Regions from separate parts of the Mus musculus genome. Here regions 2, 3, 4, 5 and 6 are each linked to region 1. A link is a loop called in an ENCODE intact Hi-C map of the cell type or tissue named here. Cell type or tissue: heart. All regions are shown on one strand.

Evidence for each region. Hi-C counts contacts between places; a loop is a spot of excess contacts. Peaks named below come from ENCODE experiments on the same cell type or tissue, not always from the same donor. Only the 100,000 strongest peaks of a DNase experiment are listed, where the experiment ranks them.
Region 2: a loop joins it to region 1, with 4 times the contacts of the local background. A loop is called at or near these places in 24 of 42 quality-filtered maps.
Region 3: a loop joins it to region 1, with 3 times the contacts of the local background. A loop is called at or near these places in 2 of 42 quality-filtered maps.
Region 4: it touches region 1 in a loop (7-fold over the local background); 40 of 42 quality-filtered maps call a loop at or near these places.
Region 5: a loop joins it to region 1, with 3 times the contacts of the local background. A loop is called at or near these places in 25 of 42 quality-filtered maps.
Region 6: it touches region 1 in a loop (8-fold over the local background); 35 of 42 quality-filtered maps call a loop at or near these places.

What each region holds. Positions count from the first base shown.
Region 1 is chr7:140,842,558-140,846,557 of GRCm38, reverse strand. Scgb1c1 (secretoglobin, family 1C, member 1) reads right to left here and starts at 993. Exons shown (of 3, transcript NM_001099742.1): 1 at 927-993; 2 at 311-510. The coding sequence starts at 981. It overlaps C330022C24Rik (RIKEN cDNA C330022C24 gene), which reads left to right and starts at 869. Exons shown (of 4, transcript NR_045717.1): 1 at 869-1,175. In heart, CTCF peaks have their summits at 607 and 1,558 (motif pointing left); DNase peaks (open chromatin) are centred at 637, 1,147 and 1,447; H3K27me3 peaks cover 3,353 bases.
Region 2 is chr7:141,174,821-141,178,820 of GRCm38, reverse strand. Gm51459 (a long non-coding RNA gene) reads left to right here. Exons shown (of 3, transcript XR_003946684.1): 3 at 1-174. It also overlaps the pseudogene Gm5905. Among named protein-coding and RNA genes, the nearest start is that of Gm51459, 6.8 kb to the left of the region's middle. In heart, CTCF peaks have their summits at 2,438 (motif pointing right) and 3,573 (motif pointing right); a DNase peak (open chromatin) is centred at 2,440; H3K27me3 peaks cover 1,046 bases.
Region 3 is chr7:141,361,405-141,365,404 of GRCm38, reverse strand. It overlaps Eps8l2 (EPS8-like 2), which reads right to left. Exons shown (of 21, transcript NM_133191.2): 18 at 3,952-4,000; 19 at 3,645-3,825; 20 at 3,425-3,557; 21 at 2,389-3,282. The coding sequence ends at 3,169. B230206H07Rik (RIKEN cDNA B230206H07 gene) reads left to right here and starts at 295. Exons shown (of 2, transcript NR_033532.1): 1 at 295-370; 2 at 3,369-4,000. In heart, a CTCF peak has its summit at 1,832 (motif pointing right); a DNase peak (open chromatin) is centred at 1,814; H3K27ac peaks cover 1,096 bases; H3K27me3 peaks cover 2,833 bases.
Region 4 is chr7:140,901,505-140,905,504 of GRCm38, reverse strand. No RefSeq gene overlaps it. Among named protein-coding and RNA genes, the nearest start is that of BC024386, 2.5 kb to the left of the region's middle. In heart, no CTCF peak of the experiment used is centred here; DNase peaks (open chromatin) are centred at 2,094, 2,964 and 3,274; H3K27ac peaks cover 827 bases; H3K27me3 peaks cover 433 bases.
Region 5 is chr7:141,068,525-141,072,524 of GRCm38, reverse strand. B4galnt4 (beta-1,4-N-acetyl-galactosaminyl transferase 4) reads right to left here. Exons shown (of 20, transcript NM_177897.4): 14 at 3,764-4,000; 15 at 1,831-2,114; 16 at 1,584-1,737; 17 at 1,411-1,483; 18 at 1,164-1,317; 19 at 762-888; 20 at 125-529. The coding sequence ends at 406. Among named protein-coding and RNA genes, the nearest start is that of Pkp3, 9.2 kb to the left of the region's middle. In heart, CTCF peaks have their summits at 279 and 2,297; a DNase peak (open chromatin) is centred at 2,334; H3K4me3 peaks cover 1,184 bases; H3K27ac peaks cover 270 bases; H3K27me3 peaks cover 3,737 bases.
Region 6 is chr7:141,046,530-141,050,529 of GRCm38, reverse strand. No RefSeq gene overlaps it. Among named protein-coding and RNA genes, the nearest start is that of B4galnt4, 12 kb to the left of the region's middle. In heart, CTCF peaks have their summits at 1,498 (motif pointing right), 2,097 (motif pointing right) and 3,103; DNase peaks (open chromatin) are centred at 1,429, 2,109, 2,559, 3,069 and 1 weaker place; H3K4me3 peaks cover 1,408 bases; H3K27ac peaks cover 1,347 bases; H3K27me3 peaks cover 868 bases.

The sequences.
Region 1 (4,000 bases):
CAACCGGATCCCCCAGTCCCAGCGGCAGACAGTGCTGTGCACACCAGTGGAGGAGACAGACTCCTGAGCATGGTGACCCACCTCTCCTAGCACCCTGGGGAGGGGCTGTGTGCACATGTACTGCCTAGGTGGGATGTAGTTCTTTTGGGGTGGGGGAAGCAGTTCTAAGAGACTTTGGAAACTTCTCTGCGAGGTCTCCATCTCTGCTGGCTGATGGAGATCTGGGGATCGGGGAGGACTGGTGATCCAGCACCAGGAGGGTCTCGGAAGAACTGCAAACATTCGGGGATGGGAGTCCCAGCCCGATTACCAGCAGCTTGACCAGTTGCTCCTTATGCACAGGCTGTAGTTCATCGATGCAGGACTTGAGCTCGCTCAGCGCTGACTTGGCCATGTCATTGACATTGTACTTGCCCAGGGGCCCTTCGTAGAGTTCTTCCGGGGTCCCCACCAGGAGTGTTTGCAGGAATTCCATGAAAAACTCATTGTCATCCTCTGCTCTAGTCAGCCCTGTGTTGCAAAGGGGATACAATGCCGAGGGAGGGACTTGATCTCCTGTCCTTGTCTTTCTAGCACTCCCAGGTCAACCTGCAGATCCCTTCCCCATCACCACTAGTGGGAGCTGCTGTGGTTTCCCCCCTGACTTCCTGACCTCACCAGGGAAGAGAAGGGGGAGTTCTTCCCCTGGGCTAACTGGATCCAGAGGGTCAGGTCAAACCGGATTGCTCCAGGGTGGGCGGCATTGGCCTCGGTGGTTAGTTAGTGTTAGGTCAGGGTGGGTTGGGAGAGAACTGGTGTCAACAGATTTCCTGCACTTAGGGGGTGGGGTCTGTGACACTGGTAGGCATTGCCCACCTGATCCCAGGATTTCAGCCTCTTGGGGCCCCTTACCTACCGAAAGTGCTAGAAACAAGGCCCAGACTTACCACAGACGCAGAGCAGGCTTAGGGCCACCAGCAGAAGAGCGCTGCTCCCTTTCATGGTGACAGTCACAAGAACTGCTTGGGGGATACCAGGCTTTTATGCTGTAGAAGGTGGCACCTTGCCCGGGGGCGGGGCATACCTCTCAGGACCTGGCAGGACAACTGGGCCAGGCATGTCACTGTGCTCCATTAGGTGCCAAGAAGTGCCAAACTTGAGTGGATCATAAGGGGGCAGTTGGCAAACATGTCGGGGTAAGTGGAATACATCCTGGTCTGGGTAAACTTAGTGCTAGTTAACAGGGAGGAGTGCCAAAGGTCATGTGTGACCTCCCCGGTGCTCTGACAGCTTCTGGGATGCGTCTAGATCTTTGTGGTTGGGATCCCCCCCCCCCCCCTCCACCTGTGCTTAATGAGCTGCCTGTCCTAGTCCTCAGGCTGAGGCCACCCTACTGCTGCAGGTGGGAGAGGAGCCTGGGAACATGAGGTCAGAGGGGTGGGGGCCTCCCAGAGTGGAGGATGCTGAACCACCAGGAGGTCTGACGTTTGGAGGCAGTGTCCCGTGAGGTTGGGTGGCCTGAGAAGAGTTGCAGCTGCCTGTGGTCTCGCCTTCTCCTATCCTCTACTGCCACCTGGCGGCTTGATGGTTTTTCTTACACGGTGCTGGTTGCAGATCCGCCTGAGAATTTTGCAAAGCAGAATCCTCCTACCCCCTGTCAGAGTGGGTCTCATTATCCCATGTCTGAGCAGGGCATGATGGTGCCTTCATTACCCTACCCTTTCTTTGATTATACTTAGCCTTGCATATGCTCTGCCTGACATAGCCCCCAGATCCTTGCTCTAGCCCCTTTCAAGAACTGTTCCAGTGTTTGGGGTTCTTGCCTTCTTAGACTCCTGCCTATAATGAATATTCTCTAACCTTTGTTAGCATGAAACTAATCTATAGTGATGGGACCTGTTTCTGTGCATAAGTCTATGAATGTGGGACCGATTGTACAGTGCAGCGTCTGTCACCACAGTCAATAGGAGAGCAGATCAGCCTCTTAGTGCAGTGGCGCTCACCTCGGGTCATCTTTAACCTGTGGTTCTGGGGGCTACATAGATGGCTTAGTGAATCAGGGGGCTTGAGGCCAATCATGGCAACTTGAGTTTGATCTTCAGAGCTCACCTGATGGAAAAAGAGAACGGACTCTTGCAAGTAGCATCTCCAGGGGCTTGGCCTGGACACCTGTTTTGAGACCCCCCCTTTCATCCCCCCAAAATTCTGTCACAGAACTGACTGCTCCTTTAAAGACTCTCTGGCCCAGCTTCTGTCTCTTTACATTGTCTGCCACTGGGGTTCCATGTGGAACAAGTGGCCCCTTGGCCTCCCTTTGTGGGATCCAGTTGGCAGGTATTCCTCTTGCATTCCTTAGATGCTCAGCAGCACAGGCTGGCCAACACTGCTCTGCAGGTTAGCCAGGGATCGGCGTTTGGGACTCTCCATGCTGTGTGCGTCTGTTTACTCCTCCTGTCTCACTGTAGCAACCTCACACCCTGAGCACTTGTCCCTTGTCCTCTCCCCTCTGTGGTCTTCTGATGCCACTTCAAGGTTGTCTTCTAGTCATGGGCTATGTTTTCAGCAGTAGTCCCTCTCATTCCATCTTATACACCCTCTGACCATCTAGTCCCTTGAGTACCTGAGCGCTGCAGTCATCTGGGATCACACTTCCTGGCCCACATCATGTCCAGACACCATCACAGTTACTCCTTGGTCTACACCATCGGCCTCCGACACTGTCTTGTTCTGGTTGGCCTTTGTCAACTTGACATAAGCCTAGACGTATCTGAGAAGAGGGTATCCCAGTTGAAGAATTGCCTCTATCAGATTGGTCTGTGGGAAAGCCTGTGGGGGTATTCTCTTGATCACTGATTGATGGGAGAAGTCTCAGCCCTCTATGGGCAGCACCACCCCTAGCCAACTGTCCTGGGTGGTATAAGAAAGCAGGTTGAGCAAGCCATGAGGAGCAAGGCATTTCTCCATGGCCTCTACTTCAGTTCTTGCTTCAACTTGCCTCAGCGATGGACTGTGATGTAGAAATGTAAACCAAAGGGACTTACATGATTCTTGTCATTGTGTTTTAGAACAGCAGTAGAAAGCTAACTAGAACACATGTGTTCTGAAAAGGCCCCAACACAGGCTGAATTCATACAACCAGGAAACTATCTAACCAGCCTCACAGGGCCACAGCCTTGTCCTAGGTGCTGACAGCTTCCGAAGATTGCTGCAAAGGTTCTCACACCCTGTCGGGGGTTCAGTCATACTCTGTCTCCTCTTAGTCTCAGTACCTCAGCCCTTATTTCACAGACATGGAAGTCATCAGAAACAACAACACTACAACTCAGGCAAACTCCAAAACCCTGCAAACCAATCACCTAACCTATTACCCTGTCTTTATAAAGCATCTACTCCTTCATGTTCGCACCGGTCTTTATACAGATCTACAGCCACGTGGATCGTTGTGCAGATCCCTCCATGGCTACATTTGATCACCTCTTCCTAAGTCAAGGTCTTTGCCACAGCGTTCTGCAACATCAGTGGCTTTGTCTCTTGAGTCCCGGTAATCAGCCTATGTTTTTGTTCCTATACATTCATGTTCAGGCAGAACCTGGGCTGGGTGTCCATCAGCTCCCTGCCATCCATCCTTGCTCGTTCTGGGAGAATCTGGGCACTCTCTGGGTTGGGTTTGTCTCCCGAGCACCAGTGGGTCAGAAACAAGGCAGATAGATTTGGGATCTAAGTTTAGTTTTTAGTTTTTATTTGTGTGCATGTATTTGTAAGTGCGCGCACACAGACACAGACACAGACACACACACACAGAGACACATACACACACACACACACACACACAGGCGCATTCACACCCACAGAGACAATAAGAAAGTCGTTGATCCCTTGGAGTTGGAGTTACAGGTGGTTATGAGCCACTTGATGTGGGTGATAAGACCCAAATTCTGGTCCTCATGATTGAGCAATAAGTGCTCTGAACCACTGAGCAATCTCTCCAGACCCAGTTGTAAGTTTTTATGCTCTCTCTCTC
Region 2 (4,000 bases), 330 kb before region 1:
GTGCACACCTTCAGTCCCGGCATTCAGGAGGCAGAGGTAGGTGGATCTCTACAGTTGGGGTCTACATAGTGAGTTGAAAGATAGCCAGGGTATGCAGAAAGATTCTGTCTTTAAAAGGAAGAAAGGAGGAGGGGGGAAGAAGAAGGAGAAGGAGGAGAAGGAGAATAAGGAGGAGGAGAAGAAAGAAGAAAGGAAAAAAGAAAGAAGGGAAGGGAGGGAGTGAGGAAGAGGAGGAGGAGGAGGATGGAATAATGAGACTATGGTTGATCTTTTATTTTTCCTCTTATCAAAAGATTTAACTTTGCTCTTTGTCTCGGGCCTGAGTTCGTAGGCGCAGCCAGCCTAGCGAGGTCAACATGCCGGTCGCCAGAAGCTGGGTTTGTTGCAAAACCTATGTGACCCCACGGAGACCCTTCGAGAAATCGCGTCTCGACCAGGAGCTAAAGTTGATTGGAGAGTATGGACTCTGGAACAAACGTGAGGTTTGGAGGGTCAAGTTTACCCTGGCCAAGATCCATAAGGCGGCCCGGGAGCTGTTGACGCTGGACGAGAAGGATGCCTCTGTTTGAAGGCAATGCTCTCCTGCGGCGGCTTGTTCGCATTGGGGTGCTGGACGAGGGCAAGATGAAGCTGGATTACATCCTGGGCCTGAAGATTGAGGATTTCTTGGAGAGGCGGCTGCAGACCCAGGTCTTTAAGCTGGGCCTGGCCAAATCTATTCACCATGCCCGTGTGCTCATCCGCCAACGTCACATTAGGGTCCGCAAGCAGGTGGTGAACATCCCATCCTTCATTGTTCGCCTGGACTCTCAGAAGCACATCAACTTCTCCCTCCGTTCTCCTTATGGTGGCGGCCGTCTAGGGCGAATGAAGAGGAAGAATGCCAAGAAAGGCCAGGGCGGGGCTGGAGCTGGTGATGATGAGGAAGAGGATTAATTAATACTTGGCTGAACTGGAGGATTGTCTAGTTTTCCAGCTGAAAAATAAAAAAGAATTGATACTAAAAAAAAAAAAAAAAGATTTAACTTTAACTTTTAAAAGATATTTTAGACTTATTATTTTGTGTCTACATGTGGTTTATATGCTTGTTATATATGTCTGCTCACCTCATACATGCTTGGTGCCTGAAGTCAGAAGAGGGCATGCAATCCCCTGGGACTGGAGTTACAGATGGTTGCGACCCACCATCAAACCCGGATCCTCTGGAAGACCAGAAAAACTCTTACCCACTGGCCTGTCTCTCCGGCCCTTAACTTTAAAAGATTAATTTCTATTATTTGTAAGGGTGTGTATGTGTGTGGGTGTAGCTGTCTGAGGCCACACATGTTAGATTCCCCGAAGCAGTTAAGTTGTCTGGCAGCAGTGTGGGAAACAACTTGAATTCTCTAGAAAATCATTAAGTACTTCTAACTACTGAGCCATCTCTCTAGCTCCTTATTCTTATTTATTTATTTATGATTTTGTGTGTGTGTGTGCCATGTGTGCAGGTGCCCTTGGAAATCAGAAGAGGGTATGGGGACACCTGAGCTGTACAGATGGTTGTGAGCTACCCTCAGTGGGTGCTGGGAACTAAAGATGGGTCCTCTTAGCAGCTGAGCCATCTCTCCAGCCCCTATTTTTATGATTTGTACATGTGTTCTTTAAGATTTATTTTAGCATGTGTATCATTCCTATCTGAAATATATATTTTAAAGATTTTTTAAAATTCTATATATGGAGCCAGGCGTGGTGGCATATGCCTTTAATCCCAGCACTTGGAAGGCAGAGGCAGGCAGATTTCTGAGTTCCGGGCCAGCCGGGTCTACAAAGTGAGTTCCAGGACAGCCAGGGCTATACAGAGACACCTTCTCTCAAAAAACAAAAACCAAAACAAAACAAAATTCTATATATATAACTGCACTGTAGCTCTCTCAGACACACCAGAAGAGTGCATCAGATCTCATTACAGATGGTTGTGAGCAATCATAGGTTGCTGGGAATTGAACTCAGGACCTCTGGAAGTGCTCTTAACCTCTGAGCCATCTTTCTGCCCACCCCCACGACCCCCATTTCCCCAAAAAGTCTTTTTTAAAGAAAGCTGTCTTATTGGATTTCAGAGGGTGATAGCCCCGAAATGTTGAGAGCAGGTGTGTTCTGGTTTCTTGAAAGAATACCTTTCCACATCTCCAGAATTCCACAGTCCCACTATAGCAAATACCACTCAGCTCAGCCACTGGAGAACAGCTGTGGGTGCTGCCGTGGCCTCTGTGGACCATTCACCTGTCAAGCTGAGGATCCTCCGAGGTTTCTGATGGATCGGGGCATGAACTTCATGATTTATTTCTAGTATTCCCACTTTCACGGGCAGCCTGGGTGGGTTTTCAGCGACGGACCTTTCCTCTCCTGGATGTTCAGCTTCATGTTCAGCAGGACTCATCGTCCTTGAATGTTGCCAGCTGGCGTCCACTAGAGGGAGCCAGAGCCCTTTACAGCTGGTCCTGCTCCTGAAATGGCTTCATTAATAGTAAAGAGCACAGAAGCAGCGCTGTGTTGCATTTTTTCTTTCTTTCTTTCTTTCTTTCTTTCTTTCTTTCTTTCTTTCTTTCTTTCTTTCTTTCTTTCTTTCTTTCTTTCTTTCTTTCTTTCTTTCTTTCTTTCCTTCCTTCCTTCCTCTCTCTCTCTCTCTCTCTCTCTCTCTTTCTATTAATGTTTAAATTTTTTTCTTTGTTGGATATTTTCTTTGTTTACATTTCAAATCTTATCCCCTTGCCAGGTCTCCCTCCAGAAACCCCCTATCCCATCCTCCCTCCCCCTGCCTCTATGAGGGTGCTCCCCCATCCACCCACCCACTCCTGGTTTCCTACACTGGCATTCTCCTACACTGGGACATCGAACCCTCACAGGACTAAGGGCCGCTCCTCCCCCCTGATGTCCAAAAAAGCCATCCTCTGCCACCTAAGTGGCCAGAGCCATGGGTCCCTCCACGTGCACTCTTTGGTTGGTGGTCCAGTTCCCGGGAGCTCTGGAGGGTCTGGCTGGTTGACACTGTTGCTAACCCCCATGGGGCTGCAAACTCCACCAACTCCTTCAGTCCCTTCTCCAACTCCTCCATCAGGGATCCCACACTCAGTCCAATGCTTGGCTGTGAGCATCCGCCGCTGTATTTGTCAGGCTCTGGCAGCAAGCACTTCCCGGCATCTACAATAGGGTCTGGGTTTGCAGTCTGTATTTGGGATGGATCCCCAGGTGGAGCAGTTTCTGGATTGCCTTTCCGTCAGTCTCTGCTCCACATTTTGTCTCCATATTTCCTTCTGTGAGTATTTTGTTCCCCCTTCTAAGAAGCACTGATGCATCCACACTTTGGTCTTTCTTCTTCTTGAGCTTCATACAGTCTGTGAATTGTATCTTGGGTATTCCGAGAAGTACAGTTAAAATTTGTGAACTTCAGATTTTAACATGCCATTTGTTACATTGAGGACTTGAAGCTGTGTTTTCTAAATTTATTTATTTATTTGGTTTATTTATTATTTTACATAAGAACACTGTAGCTGTCTTCAAACACGCCAGAAGAGGGCATCAAATCTCATTACGTGTGGTTGTGAGCCACCATGTGGTTGCTGGGATTTGAACTCAGGATCTTTGGAAGAGCAGTCAGTGTTTTTACCCGCTGAGCCATCTCTCCAGCCCCTTCTAAATTTATTTGTATTTTATGTAATGAAAATCAAATAACAGCATTGTATAATATTCCTCTACAACTTGTCAGTAATTTGGATTGAATTGTTAGTAGTTACTTCACAAAGTCTGCAAATTGCTGTTTAGGAATTGTTAGGTGAAATGTGTGCAGAAGAGGCTTGCTGGTTGTCCAGATGGCTGAAGCGTGGGATGCTGCAGGTAGCTCTGTGTAGCCCTGCTGTCCTGGAACTCACTTTGTAGACCAGGCTGGCCTCAAACTCAGAAATCTGCCTGCCTCTGCCCACCAAATGCTGGGATTAAGGGCGTGCACCACCACTGCTTGGCGAAT
Region 3 (4,000 bases), 520 kb before region 1:
CTGTCATTCCTCCAATTACCTTGAGAAGTCAACTATTTTATATCTTTTTCTAAGAAAGACGGGAAAGCCTCTTCTGAGTGGTATAGGAAGCCCTGTGTTTGAATGGCCTGCTGTGGGTGGTCAGGAGGTTGGCAGATCACAAAGACATGCTTGTCCCCAGACAGAGATGGGCCTTGTTCATGGAAATATTTGTTGGTGGTGGAGCTAGGCACAGAGCAGTAGTCACAGCAGTCCCACACACGAAGAGCTTATTGGCTAAGTAGCTTAGAAACCAACTCTAGGTTTGGGGGTTTTAAGTTCATTCTTCGTTCTTGTCCAGGGCAAATCTACCCAACCTATGGACAGACCCTCTTCAGCTGGGTTCCCACAGGTAGGGCAAACCTTTCCCATTCCTGCTGACTTGCTGGGTAGGGATCAGGGAGAGTTGTATTATAATTAGGAAAGTTGCACTTGAACCCCAGCCTAGGTGACCTGGGTTCTTTGTGTCTCATTCTTTAGTCTAGACCAGAGTGAGGTCACCCAATGCTAGAGATAGTGCTTGCTGCATGGTTCTTGTTTGTTATCTCTCATTTGCAGGCCCCGGATAGTGACATCCAAAGAGGGAAGAGTAAGTAGTTAGGGAAGGTCCCAAGCTAACTCGCCCTGGGGCTGTAACACTTCCATCTCTTCACTAGGTGCCTGTGATGGGTGGTCCTCTGCTATTCTCTTTGAAAGGTTCTGAGGGTTCAGGACTTAGCTCTGTTGGCAGAATGTTTCCCCTCTATCCCCAGCAACACATTAAACTGGGTGCCTGCCTAGAAGCCTTCGAGGCCATCCATCAGCCACATCAAAAGTATGAGGCGTGTGCTATGTGAGATTGTGCCTCACAGAATTAATAAGGAAAGCTGTCTCAGCCTTTAGGGATGGTTATTGCTGCAGAGGACCAGGGTTGGGGTTCCAGGACCCACAACTATCTATAACTCCAGTTCCAGAGAATCTGTCTGGCCTTTGTGGGCACGGCACACATGTGGTGTATATGGTGTACATACATGTAGGACATGTACAGGCAAACATTCATACACATAAAGTAAAAGCAAGAAAATCTAAAAAATATTTAAAAGTAAAGATTTTTGACAGTTTTTTTCTTGTTTGTTTGTTTGTTTGTTTGTTTGTTTTTGTTTTTTTTAACTCTGTAACCCTGGCTGGACTGGAACTTGCTGTGTCGACCTACTTCTAATTCACATAGATCTCCCTCCTGCCTCTGCTTTCTGCTTTCTGTAATTAAATGTGTATGTTACCACACCCAGCTCTCTACTTTTTAAAAAGGACCTAGAGGTGGTAGAAGGCCCTTGAGAGAAGAAGGGACAACTTCCAAGAACTCAGAGGCCTGAGCCAGTTGTTCAGCTGGGGCCCCAAGCACATGGGAGTGAGGAGTCCAGAGCTCCTGGGCAGGGGAGGCTGCTTGGTCTGGAGCCGCCTCAGCTCTGTGGAAGCCACAGTAAGTGTAGGCAGATGGGGAAGGGCTAGGAGGGTTAGATGAAGCAGATACAGGTTCTGGAGACTCCCTAAGGGTGGCGCCAACCATCTTGGAGAGAAGACTGCTGGAAAGACTGGGTCCTGTAGGGCTTGTCTGAGCTGAGGGGCTGGAGCCTCTGAGACCTGAGGCCAAGTCTGGGTAGGTGGTGGATTAGTTGAGGGGCACAGTCTCTTCACCTCAGTCTCGGCACAGTACGTTGAGGATTCAGGTGATCCTTGTCAGGATTTGACTCACTAGCAATTTGGAATGCAGGACAGTCCTCACACCAGATACAAGGTATCTAACAGTCACCCAAAGATGTATAAGGAGCTACCAGCAGATGGCACCAAAGGCTTGCATCAAAGGAAAGTCTCTGGCCAGTCAGGCAGATACCTGGGTCTCTCTCCAACTTGTCAGTGAGGTCTTTCAGGCCCCAGGTCTCTTTTTGACACCTCCCTCATCTTGGAACAGTCTTCTAAATAGTGCCTCTATCTCCCTCTGATTCATGCTCCTGGGCCAGCTGAACTCTGCTCCTACTCAGAATGGGACCTTTGAAAGCCACCCGGTTGGAAGGTTTTGGGCTGTCTAGACACCCTCTGGAGTCCCTCCCAGAAATGTCCTTAGGGCCATTTTGGATGGGTGTGGAGGTGAGAGGTGTCCCCTGGCATGGCCAAAGCACTACCTGTGTGGGTGGGTTGCTCTCTACTGGAAAGATCTTTGAAGGGCATGACCAGGCTTGGTGGTCTACAAGTGGGATCCCAGCACAGAAGGCTTAGGCAGGATGACGATTCAGAGTTCAGGGCCAATGCACTATCCCAGAGAAAAGGAGCAGGAAGAAGAGGCAGTTTGGGTGTCAGAGCACTTCTACCCCAAGAAACAGATATCTAAGTTGCTAGGAGACATCTGGTTTATTGACATAGCTGTGGAGTCCCCACTCTCATCTCTGGGTCTGGGGCTCCATCCAGAGCTGGGAAACGCACCAGACACCAGCGAACAGGCTGGTGGAAATAGCCAGAGACATCTGTTATCACAGGCTCTTTGGGTGGGATGGGACATTTGAAGTCAGAACCTATGTCTGGTTCATTCTTAGGTCTCAAAGAAGAAAGAATACAGCATACTCTATACCAGCAGGTCACCCAAGGCCTCCTGTCCTGGAGCCCCTGACCAGGTTGTTCCTGGGATGCTAGCAGCGTGAAGGGAGTGGGCAAATATGTAGGCAAGGACACCAGGCTGGTCAGCTGAGGGCTCAGGCCCATCCTGCAATTGGGGTACAGCGGATGCAGGAAAACGTGAATGTAGAAACAAGCAACACAAGGGAGAGCTGCAGAGTCGGGGCCCAGCATTGTAAGGAACAAGGACCTTCATGTGCACCAAGAAGACCAGGGGAAGAGGCCTTGCCCACCGGGAGAGTCCTGGGGCCTTGGCAGCAGGTTGAGAAGGGACTGGCACTGCCAGGTACAGGTTTGGCTGAGGCTGGCCTTGGTTTTGGAAGAAGAGTATTGGGTTGGGGGTAGGGCTCGGGTGGTAAAAGAGCTACCCACAGGTGTAGCTAGGCTCATACACAGGACTCTGCCTGGAGGGCAGGTAAGCCAGTTACACCCAGCCCATCTATGTCCTTGGTATAAAATAATACACATATAAAAATAATACTCCATGCATTTGGGTTGGGCCCATTACAGGTGCGGCGCCCCCTCTGACTCTGGTGAAGTGTGTTGGCTGGTATAGCTGTCCTCGGCCCTCCTGATCTTGCTCATGAGCTTCTCCAGTTCTGACCCACTTTGTTGTTTCTAGGAAAAAGAGATTGGGCCTCAGCCGGGAGGTTGGGGAATAAAGAGGGTACAGGACAGGGCCCTGCTGTTTCCTGTTTTTCCAGTGACCCCAGGTGCAAGTGCCTAGGAAGGAACTCAGAAGCAGGCAGGAGCTGCTCACCTCCAGGAAGGCCTTCTGAACCGTGAGCTGGCTGTACACGCGACTGCCCTCTTCCCCGCACACTTTTTTCAGTTCCTCCTTGTTGAGGGAGAAGAGCTGGGGTCCAGTTAAGATGCCCAGGTTCTCCACGATCCTAGGGGCAGGTGGGTGTGAGGGCGGGGCCGTGGGCGGGACACTGTCCTCCAGGCTCCGCCCCACCGGCTGTACACACGGGACTCACCTGGCACTGAAGGCCTTGGCTTCCAGCCAGGCGCGGACCTCATCCGGACCTGACTCGAAGGTAAGCGGCAGGTGCACTGGCTGGCTGCGCTCCACGCGGAAGTTGCGCTGCGGCTGTGTCTTGATGTGGCTGATCTTTTTCATGAGCTCGTCATTGACCTCGTCCATGTGGTGGATTAGCTCTGTGGGGCGCACGCTCTCAGCCCCTTCACTCGACCCGTTCTCTGCCTCTTCCCCACCCTCCGCATCCTATCAGCGCCCTCCCCTGCCCCTCCCTACACTTCTAACCCCAAAGTGGATCTACTTACCTTCTTTGTTCCCTGCGAAAATTGGGGGCAGTTTGTGGGTGGGGCTGGC
Region 4 (4,000 bases), 59 kb before region 1:
TGCTGGGCACCCAAATTTTTTTTTTTTTTTTTTGGTTTTTCGAGACAGGGTTTCTCTGTATAGTCTTGGCTGTCCTGGAACTCACTTTGTAGACCAGGCTGGCCTCGAACTCAGAAATCCGCCTGTCTCTGCCTCCCAAGTGCTGGGATTAAAGGCATGCGCCACCACGCCCAGCTGCACCCAAATTTTAAAACCTTTTTAGTGTTTGATTTTATCTTTTAAATTTTATTTATTTATTTATTTATTTATTTATTTACTTATTTACTTACTTACTTACCTACTGTCTTAGGGTTTTACTGCTGTGAACAGACACCATGACCAGGGCAAGTCTTATAAAAAACATTTATTTGGGGCTGGCTTACAGGTTCAGAGGTTCAGTCCATTATCATCAAGGTGGGAGCGTGGCAGCATCCAGGCAGACATGGTGCAGGAGAAGCTGAGAGTTCTATGTCTTCATTTGAAGGCTGCTAGTGGTTGCTTCTAGGCAACTAGGGTGAGGGTCTTAAGCCCACACCCACAGTGACACACCTATTCCAACAAGGCCACACCTCCAGATGGTGCCACTCCCTGGTCCAAGGATATACAAACCATCACACTTACTTAGTTGGGGGGGGGCATGCACAAGCCATAGCATAACCTGTGGAGGTCAGAGAATAACCGTGGGAGTCTGTTTCCTCCCTCTGTCAAGGCGCTTCTTAGTAGGGACTGAACTCCTCACTAGGCTGATCCATCTCGCTGGCTGCTGTTTTATAGGGTTTGGGAACAGGATCTCCTGCATCCTCATGCTCTCTATGTAACCGAGGCTGATCTCGAACCTATGATCCTCCCCAGTGCTGGGATAAGGACACATCACCACACCAGGTTTATATAGTGCTGGGGATGAAATTCAGGGGTTTCCACAGGAAATCGCTCAACCGACGGATCCTGCCTCGCTCCCTAGAAAGGCCCATCCTATTGTGGGCGTCTCTGTACGTGCTCAGTTGCTGCTTCAATGTCACAGCGCCTCGGTGTTTGGGTTGTATCAAGTAGGACTCACATCTCGATGACTGGTGGGCATCTTCCTTTGCTGAATGCCTGTTACTCTTCGGGTTGATTTGACAAACTCTCTGACAACAGTGGCTTAGAAAGGAAGCTCTTACTTTGGCTCAGAGTTGGAAGGTACAGACCATCATGTTGGAGAGGGATGACAAGGAAAAGGAGGCAGCTTGTTATGTGAATCCAGTCAGGAAGGAGAGAGACATGACGCCCAGCTGCCTTCCTCCTTCATCTGGCCTAGGGCCCCAGTCCATAGGAAGGTGCGGTCCACACTCAGAGCAGATAGATCTTCCTCCTCCTCCTTTAAACCATTCTAGAAACATCTACACAGACAAACCCAGAACTATGTTTCTACAGTGGGTCCAAATCCAGTCAATAATTAAGATTAACCGTCACAATGAGGAATAATTTTTTACACAGTAGATTTTACAGTGTAAATTGGAAAGTAGCTGATTAGTTTTGAATCCTTGGGAAGCACCAGGTTTTTAATTAATTATGTACCTATTGTATACGTCCACATGTGTGGGCACACACACTGTATGTCACTGTGCACACCCTGAGGCCAGAAGAGGGCTTCGGACCCCTCTGAGGTGGAGTTACAGGCAATCGTGAGGTACCAGGCTTGTTACATGGCTGCTGGGCTCTGAAGTCCAGTACTGGTGATTGTGTGGCAAACGTTTTTAACCAGAGAGCCATCCATCTCTCTAGCCCAACCATCGCATCTTTATGTAAATGAAAACAGTGATGTGAGACGTGCAACAAGCCTCCGGCCTATAAATCTAGCTGTAAATGCCTCCAGGAGAGCCTGCTGTGCCTGAGGCTGCTCTGCACAGCCTCTGCTCGGAGCATGAGCGTCCCCTACAGCTGACCTCCGGGTGCTGCTGGCTTTCTTCAGATCCCACATTCTGGAAGCCTGTTTTACGGGATACAGATAGAAAGAAGCCCAGGGTAAAGTGCACAGCAGGAGACGACCAGTGACCTCTGGACACGTGCATTACCTTCCCCAGCAGCTCCTGTACTTCCAAATCTGGCCACAGGGTGGTGCCCTGTGTCCACGATTGTCCTCCCAGATCTCCAGGGGTCCCGCATTCAGAACACCCTTTTACAGGAAGGGTGTTCAGACTAAAGGCCAGGGTAGTGACACGTGCATACGTTGTGTGTTTGAATGCTAACGGCTTGAGCATAAGGACACGCTGTCCACCACACACCCAGAGAGGCACTCATGTTCAGGCCAAGCTACGGTCGGCCGGCCTGTACTAAGACTTCTCGATGGCTCAGTTTTCTTGGCTGCTCCTCGAGGCCTTCATTTCTATTCTATACTGCACGTCACTGTTTTCTTCTTCTTTAAGTATAAGGCAGACCAGGGAGGAGAGGCAACCACTCTTGTACTCAGAGTAGCGGGATAGAGACCACGTCAGTGGAGGAATGAAAAGGGGTTGGGTTGTGCCTGGAGAGTTCTGGAAGGCCAGAAAGTCTGGGGAGGGAGTGGAGGGCTCTCAGTGGTGTGACCACCTGGGCTCTAGGGGGACCTGTGGATTCTCTGTGCACTGGCTACCCCCCTCCAACCTGCCTCACTGAGGCCTCGTCCACCATGGCTGGGCTAGGAGGTGTCGGATATGGATCTTTCCGCCCCATATCCCATTTGCAGTGCTTCTCCAGTGTTGCACAACATGACCTGGGCTTGCTCCTACTTCTGTATTAGTAATGGGGAGCAGCACTGGTCCCACGGAAACACTTTGCCCTGTCTTCACAACCCGTCTGTAAGCCTAAACCTTCTCTTAAAACAAAGTACCAGAGAGGGCTGAAAAGGGAGAGATTCAGCTGTCTTGACACTGCTAACAGAACTTGGAGCCGCTCTGAGAAAGGTGACCTGATCCGGGCCTAGGGCAGTCTTGCAATCTAGAGACGGCCCTGCCAACAGCCAGTCAGAAAATGGCCCGAGCCCAGAAAGGCAGAGACGGAGGCCTCCTCCAGAAGCCGGCCTGGACAGGTTAGACACAGGTCTTATTTGTGAAAGAGGAAATGTCCGTGGAAGACTGAACAAACTGCTCAGGCCTACAGCCTTATCCCCACAGGACCCCAAGGCTGTAATTAAAGGTTTAGGTGGAAAGGATTACAGTGAAGGAGAGGAAGAGGCCCCCCACAGCCTGAGGCTGGAATCTGGAGCTCAGGGCTGGGGGAAATAACATTCAATTAACCTCCCCATCGGAGCCCTCCCTCTGACCTCCTTGGACGCGTCTCCTTGCTGGACTGGACTGGGCCTACTGGGTAGGTGGAGCTTAAGGAGTCCCACATCCACAGCCAATTCTTCTCAGGAAGAATAAAAGTCAAGTGCCTAGTGAAACATTCCCTTCATTGCCGTTTCTAAACAAAGGAGGGCACAGTGGTCTCCAGGAAGGGTGGTGACCTGGCTAACTTTAGGGGTGCATACAATGGCCAAGGACAAGGCTAAATGCCCCGTGACCACATTTCCCATCTTGGGCTCACACCAATATTGTCTGAAAGCAACTATGGGGCATATTGGGCTGTGGCCTTTACCAGCCATGACAATTCCTTCTGATAATGAAACATTTTCCCTGAAGATAACCCAGCTTTTATTACCTAGTCTAGGTTAGGCCTGGTATATGATACAGTGTATGATCATCCATACATCCTTACATCTTCTTGCCCAACTGACTACCCACGCACTTATCATCCATACATCCTGACTGCCTACCTCGATGAACATCCTGCTAAACCAGAAACTGCTCTAAGTCCTAAAGACTCAGCGGAGAACGTGGAGGTCCTACCCCTCACAAACCTTCTCCACTAGTCAAGGGAGCACATGGCGGAGCAAGATACACTTCAGACGCCATTTGTGACCTGAACAGATATGAGAGAATAGAAGGGGGTGACCAGTAAAAAGCGCTAGTTGTGTGCTGACAGTGTTATGGATGCCAGTCAGGCCTCGGAGGCTGTGGGGAGA
Region 5 (4,000 bases), 230 kb before region 1:
AAACATAAGCTACAGGCAGGAAGTGGGTGTTGGGGGGGCGGGGGGCGGGGAGAGCCTGCATTACCCACAGCTACCCTGGTAACCAGAGCTCCGCCTCACCAAGAGAACACTCACAGAAAACAAGTCAGAACTAAAAAAAATATTTCATTTCATTCTGAATAAAAAACAGAACAGACAGAACTCTTGTAAATTCTGAAAACAATGTCGTCGCTACGGAAAATTTCACAGAAATCATCAGGGGGTGTGGGGACCAAGGTGCCTGCCCTGCCACGAGCGCCACCTATCTGCAGTCCCAGAGGAGGCTTTTAGGGACCAGCACAGGTGGTGGCAGAGCCTGAATCAAGCTCAGGACGCAGCTTCTACCTGCTGCACCAAGACCCGGTGGCCCAGAGGGCAGCTAGGTCTTCAGGATCGCTGTGCGCGGGCACCTTTGCGGCTGCGTGTGGCCCACATGCCTCGCTTCGAGTGATAGTGGTGGTAGAAGTGTCGCAGTCGAAGCCTCTCCACCTCCAGCCCTGCCTGCAGGACCCTGGGAGGAGCGGGTGGAACGTCAGAACCCTGGCTCAGGTGCTGTGGCTTGGGGCTGCCCTGGCGGCTGCAGGAGGCCGGGGGTGGGGGGTGGGGGTGGGAAGGGTTCAATGCAGGGTGGGTGGAAGGGATTTTGTGGGTCTCTAAGATCCTGGCAGGTGGAGTTCTGTCATTCCATCCCCTCAAGGGAGGATGATGAGGTGTCTCAGTGTGAGGGAGGGGAGGGCAGTTACCTGTCAAGAAGTTCCCAGTCCTCGCCTCCCCACTGGTCACGGAACTCCTCAGTGTTCATGCCTCCTACTCTGTCAAAGTCTGATTTGTAGATCCCAAAGAGGCCAAATCCATTCACTTCCCAGTAACCTTGAGGTGAGGAGGATAAATAACCATTAGGGTGTGGTCCCTAACATTTTCTCCCTAGAGGACCCTGGGAGGAATTCTAAGAAGCCTGATTTTGGAGACCCTGGGTGGGAGGGAGTGCCTGGTATTTGCTAATAACTAGAGAGCTCCTAGGTTTATAGACGAACGGGTCTTATGTGTATGAATAGGGTCCTATTCTTACCCAGGAGGTCAGGTTTGGAGTTTGCCCTGGTGGTTGTGAGAACCTGGGGCTCCCCAGGGAACACCCAGGTCCTTACCATGTGGGTCCCACGGTGAGCTTCCACAGCCCAGACGCATGACCACAGGGGCGAAGGCCAGCTTGCCCTCCACGCAATGCTTGCGGATGCTGTCCAGGATATTAGGTGGGAAGTGGATGTGCAGGTCACAGAGGAAAACGATGCTGCTGGGGTCCTGTAGGTTGGGAGGTCTGAGCCCTGCTCACCTCCCCAAGGTGAGCTCAGCACCCTCCTTTCTTTCCCCTAAGCCCTTGACTGGCCCACAGACCTCCACGGCATCCACTCCAGTTTGCAGGCCTGCAGAGCGCTCGAAGTTTCCAGTTCGTTTCAAGTACTGGTACCTGCAAGAGGAAAGGAAGGTGGACGGCGGCGTCAGAATAACTCATCTCCTGTAAGAGGAAAGATCCTTGGTTTTCCCGAAATGGTGGTAAACATCGTTACCGAGGTAGCTGAGCCGCACGCAGGGCCCGCTCCACATCCATGTCCTCGCTCTCAAAGTCCACCAAGATGATGTTGAAGTACGAGTCCCCCGTATGCACATGCAGCGCGGTCATATCTGCCAGGAACTGCACTACCCAGCGCGCCTGATTCTTCACTGGAAGAGGGGATGTCACTGAAGCAGCATGACTGGACCGAATGGTTCCCACCTCCCACCCCACCCCCGAACGCCTCATAGTGGCGCACATACCTGGTACAATGAAATGAACCATGACATCCTGACGCCAGGCCAGATGCAAAGGCCGGCAGAGCTCTGGGCGACTGTCTGGGTGGATCGAGGCGGCTGGAGGCGGCTCGGGACTTTCTCCATCTTCGTCCCCAACGCGGGCTCCGGGCAACCGCAGGAAGACGTATTCGGATAGGCGCTGGCGGCTCCCTCCGCGCTCTTGCAATTCCAGTTCCAGGAGGAAGCGGCTCCCGCGTGCAGAGTCGCGGCGCTTCTCCACGTTCACGATGCGTAGAAGCGAGAAGCGCCTGCGAGGCAGGTGTGATTAACCGAGGGTTGTAGCTCTGCTCAACTGCCTCCCCCTTTACCCCGAGAACCACGCGACTGTACTCCCCAGACCGCAATACCTGCAACCCGTTCTATCGCTCCTAAACACAGGTTGACCTTCCCACGTCTCAATTCCCCAGCCCAGCAGGAAATAGGAAAGGCTACACTAGGGGTCGCTGTGAGCCCAGGATTGTCAAGTTCTCCCAGATGTCTTCCTCTGCATGATTTTCTTTGTCCTGAGGTGATGTCTCAGTCTTCTCCTATGGTTAGCATCCCACAAGAACCACCAGGAAGCTGTTAGTTCTCCCACGTGTACCCCTCATACCCGGAGCAGGCCCCTCATTTTGTCTCAGGCCTTAGGCTATTTATTCTGCTTCCCACCCTCTGGTGACAGCTAGCAATCCCCCTATGGGATACCATTGGCATGACCTGAGATGGGAGTCAGCCATACCCAAATCAGGAACTTTCTATCCCCAACCAAACACTTTAGGTTACTCCTTGGGGTAAGCTACCCACACCATAGCACCCAGATGTGCCTATGACCACTCAAGGTGGACAGTCCTATAAAGAGACCAAGAGACTGCCCCATAAGCTGCTCTCAAGAGAACTGCCCTCAGGGTTGGGAATTTAGCTCAGTGGTAGATCATTTGGCCTAGCAAGCACAAGGCCCTGGGTTCAGTCCTCAGCTCTGGGGGAAAAAAAGAGAGACCTGCCCTCTGAGCCACCTAGGTCTGTCCAACATAATCACCAGTGGTGGGAAGGGTCTCCTGGCCCCTTTTGAGGGCTGTCAGGCTCACACCCTCTGGAGCACATCTGTGTACAACCCCTGTCCTGTTCAAACCTTTGTGTGGAGCTTGGCTCTCAACACTGGCTGCCAGATACCTTGTCCTGATATCTGTGCGTTCATCAAAGCCCTAAGAAGGTTTTCCCCTTCCTCCAACCCCTGTCCTGTTCAAACCTTTGTGTGGAGCTTGGCTCTCAACACTGGCTGCCAGATACCTTGTCCTGATATCTGTGCGTTCATCAAAGCCCTAAGAAGGTTTTCCCCTTCCTCCAACCCCTGTCCTGTTCAAACCTTTGTGTGGAGCTTGGCTCTCAACACTGGCTGCCAGATACCTTGTCCTGATATCTGTGCGTTCATCAAAGCCCTAAGAAGGTTTTCCCCTTCCTCAAGGCTGACAATGAACAGAACAGTCTCATAAGAACTCCCTCAAAATGGGGTAGAAACAAGTTTGAAGCCTGAGACCTAGGAGGCCAAAGGCTCCCTTGAACTAGACACAGTCCCCTAGTTGGGACCCTGCAGTGCTCCACAGGTAGAGGTCATGACACTTTAGTGTCTCTGGTTCCTGAAAAGGTTGTCTGCCCACAATCTGGCTACTCCTGACTACTGTCCCCGATGGTTTGGGTTCATCCCTGGGTCTAGGTCTAAGGTGGCAGATGTGGGAATTGGCAGTGAGGAGAGATGAAGTCAGTCTTGAGGGGGGCTCCAGAGAGCCCTTCAACCTGGATAAGTAAGACAGTAGTTACAGAGAGGGAGAAGGGGCTCAGAGAGTTGCTGAGAGCCAAGGAAGTTCTGCGATCCCTGCAGACACCGGCATGCCTTCTCTTCAAGCAGCCGTCTGCCCCGTACCCGCCATGCTTTGCATTTAGCCGCTCCATGTACTGAGCCACTACATCCACCGCTTCGGCCTCAGGAAGTTGCAGGTTCCCGGATACGTTACAGCGCAGGTCGTTCCAGTCAGAGCGCAGGAGCTCGAAGTCCATGGCGCCCACGCTGAACGTGCGCTGCCAGTTGATGGCATCCTCCCGCCAGCGACCCAGGGGCCGCCCAGCGGCCGGCTCCTCCTCTTCCTCACTGTCTTCTGAT
Region 6 (4,000 bases), 200 kb before region 1:
AAAAAAGGATGGTTGTGGTGTCTCACACCTTTAATCCCAGCCTTTAGGAGGCAGAGGCAGGCAGATCTCTTGAATTTCAGGCCAGACTGGTCTACAGAGTGAGTCCAGGACAGCCAATGGTTCTGTTACATACAGAAATCCTGTCTTGAAAAATAAAACAAAACAAGACAATAATTAAAAAAAAAAATGGAATCAAGGGCTGGAGAGATGGCTCAGCGGTTAAGAGCACTGACTGCACTTCCAAAGGACCTGGGTTCAATTCCCAGCAACCACATGGTGGCTCACAACCATCTGTAATGGGATCTGACGCCCTCTTCTGGTGTCTGAAGAGAGTGTACTCATATAGATTAAATAAATAAATCTGTTTTCAAGAACAATGGAATCAAGGCAAAGGGTAGTCCACACTTGTAACCCCAGCATAGCCAGCCCCCCAACCACATAGACCACCCCCCAACAGTAACGATTTTACGAACAGTATTATATGTATAGAAATCCCAAACACATAATACGCAGTATGAAGCCAGTTTTGCTTTCCTGTGATGTATTTGTTGCTGTAATATTCATGCATTACTCTGTGTGTGGTGTATGCATATGGTACATGTATGTGCATGTGATGTGTATGTGTGTGCATGTGGTATGTATGAGTGCATGCATTCTCAGACATAGAGCCAAGGGAAGACATCAAGTGTCTTTCTCTGTCATTTTTGTCTTTTTCTCCTGATCTCTTTGTGAACCTGGAGGCTGCTGGGGTTTGTTTGGTTTTGTTTGTTTGTTTGTTTGTTAGTCTGACTAGCCATGGAGCCCCAGCCATCCTTCAGTTTTTGCCTCCCACCCCCTCAGAGCTCAGGTTACAGGCCTGGCTTTTAGGGCTTCATGCTTGTGCAGCCAATGCCCTGACTGACACCCGTGCTGACTCCCAAGCTGATGCACTATTTTTAACCGAAGTCCATGGGTCTATTCATATTCCCCAGTTTCTTCATATTTCCCCATGTTCTCCTCTGCCCCAGATATCTGTCTAGGCTCTTCCATAACTCTGAGTCACCACAACTCCTCAGGCAATGACAACCTGTCTCTGATGACTCAGGTGGTTAAAAGCATGGCAGGTCAGTCTGTACTAGGGCTTTCCTCCACCCAGGGCTGCCCATAATTTTCCTCAGGGTGGGACTGAGACAGGGGGCTTGGGCAATGTCCCCAGGTCACCTTTGGAGTCCTCACTGTCAATCTGTTCTGCTCCGTGGCTCAGGACTGCTGATGTTGATACTGCACTGTGTTTGTTGTGCCTCTTCAGGATGGTCACCTCTGCTTAGCTCTGGGAAAGGAACAGGAAGAGTGGAGGTTTAAAGCCTCAGCTGGAACCTGCGCTGCTTCGGTGTAGGATTCTTTGTGAGAGCCTCATTGCCATCCATTGATTTAGTCACACGGGCTGGACTCTGGGATACTAATTTCATACTTTTGGCTATTCCAACACACACCCTTTGCTTATCTTTGTTGTTGCAATTGTTCAGCTTTGACCACAAGAGGGCTCTTTTGTCTGGGTTCTGTATTGCTTTGACATAATGTGTATGAGCGTTGTTTTTCTGAGTTCTTGATTTAGGCATTTTGGCTCATCTTTGGGCCTTTTCTGGCCTAGAACCTGCCACTGGCCCCATTTCTCTGTTTTGTACCTAACTAGTGGGTCTCTTTTTCTGGAGATGAGTAGGTTTGCGGGGGTGGGGTGGGGATGGGGTGCCCAAACTGCCTGTGGCTACATCCTCTCCATCCCTAAGCTCCTTACACTCTGCTCCGGACCCTAGGGCCAGCAGGACCCTGACTTCTCTTCCTCCATGTTGCATTTCTACCTATCTTTCAATTACTGTTCCTGGCTTTTGGCTTCAGTATAACCAGGAATGCCTGACATTTGGAAGAGAAGTAAAATGGACATTTGGATGAAACTCGGGGGCCTGGAGTCCTGTGGAACTGAAAGGGACAGCTACTGGGGCAGCCCCTCCTTGAAATTGAGTAATTTCACCTGCCCCTCCCCTCCACCCCCGCCGACTGTTCCCGCCGCTGGGCTACGCCCCTCTGCCCATGAATTCCGTGTTGTTAGAATGGCCACCAGGTGGCGCCGTAGACTGCTATTTGGACCCTGAAGTGCTCAGGTCCTCGCCCCGGGACAGGATCTACGCTTAGGAAGCCAGAATGCTCTGAAGAGGTGTTGGGAATGGGTGGCACATTTTCTGATGTGCTTGGCGCCTGGTGAACAATATCGGGAGGCTATGTCTATAGTATCCTCGAGTGCAGAAGTTCCTAGTCTCCAGGCAGCAGGAAGGGACAGGGTCCGTGGGGCGGGAGGGCAGGGGGATGGGAGAACGTGGCATTCTGAAAATTGCGCTGTAGGTCAAAGAAGGGGTGCGTGGGAATGTGTGGGGAACACACGGAGGCAAGGAAGGGGCACACAGGGAGCAAACCCGTTTGGATAAGGGCGGGGTGGGTGAAAGCTGGAGTTGGAGAGCTGTAGTGCACCCGGGTATGCAGGGACGTGGGAGGACAGAAGACTGGCTGCTTCCCAGCTTCCTGCCTCCTCTCTTCCGAGAAGTGACAGTGCCTACAGGGTGGAGCTAGTTGGGAAGGGGACCAAGCCAATGGGGGTTGAGGGAAGGAGATCTTAGAGAATGGGGGTAGGTAACCAAGCGATGACGGCGGGGGGGGGGGGGGGGGGGGGCAGGGGCGGGGAAATCCCTGAAGATGGGGAGGAGCAGAAAGAGGCCTGGGACTGTGGGGAGTACAGCATAGAAGCTGGGAAGAGGTCGAGAGAGATCCAGGGCTAGGTCTAGGGGTGAAGGCTTCTGGAGCGCTAACTCTACAGAGAAAGAAAGAAGGGCCCAGAGTACAGGAGGCAGCGCCACCCTTTTTCTCCCAGGAAGAATGTCCACTCTGTTTGTCCGGACCCAACTTCTGCCCTTGGCCTAAGAGACTCTGCCTGCCCTTTGAAGGACTGTGACATGTAGTTAGGTGCTCACTCCTCTTGGGGTTGGGGGGAGCCACATCTTTTGGCTCTCACTCAAAGATTCTTGTCTTCTGACACCTTCCAAGGACCTGGCAAACTCCCTGTTAACTTGGAGTCGGGTGGGGTCCATATATCAGACCGGAAGCCCTTGCAGTTGGAGATGTGGTGGCTCCCACAGGGGGGCTGGGATGGGAGTTGTTTCAGACTTAGGCCTCTCCAGGGCTGTAACTTCAGAAAGGACTCTCTGGCCTCTTTCCTTGCAGGCAGGAAACCACAGTGTCTCTTGGGAACCATATCCTTCGCACACTGAAGCAGAAAACTGTTGTGGCCACAAAACTAACTAAAGCTAGTTAGCGTTAGCACACTCTTTGCAGCAGCCTTTATCTTCCACTAACAAGTCACCCCCTATCTCTTGGTGCCAGCCTTAGAGCTTACCACCACTATTCACAATCGAGAGTCTATGTCTTTTGCTTTCACAGACTTGTGGTTCTTTGTCTCAATGGCTTGCCTACCATGCACCAGGCCCTTGGTATGATCGTCATGACAGCACAAAGAGGGTGTGGCAATAGACACATTGAATTCCAGCATTTGGGGATTTCTGCCCCACTCCCTCCCATTTAGCTCCGGAGTAAACAGCTCAGAGGTATCAGAATTTATTGACAAGCTGCAAGCCTAAGCTACGCAGGTTCTGGAATTATTATAACCCTGCTAGGCTATTAACAACCAGATAAGTGACCCATTATTTGCCAACTGAATCTTGCTCTGTTCTTCGTGTGTCCTCAGTGGGAGCTTCTCTTGGCCACAGGCTCATGGTCCATCCTCCCTCGAGGTGTCGTAGTGACATTCTTCTTCCACATCCTCTGTCCTTCCTCTCGTGGTCCCTACCCTGAGACCCTCCTTACTCGATCTCCAGTCCGACCTTCCTCTCTCTCCTGCCCAGTCACAGGCTCTAGCCTTTTATTACCCAATCAGAGATTGTTGGGGACATTCTTTACAGCACATTGGTTAATACAG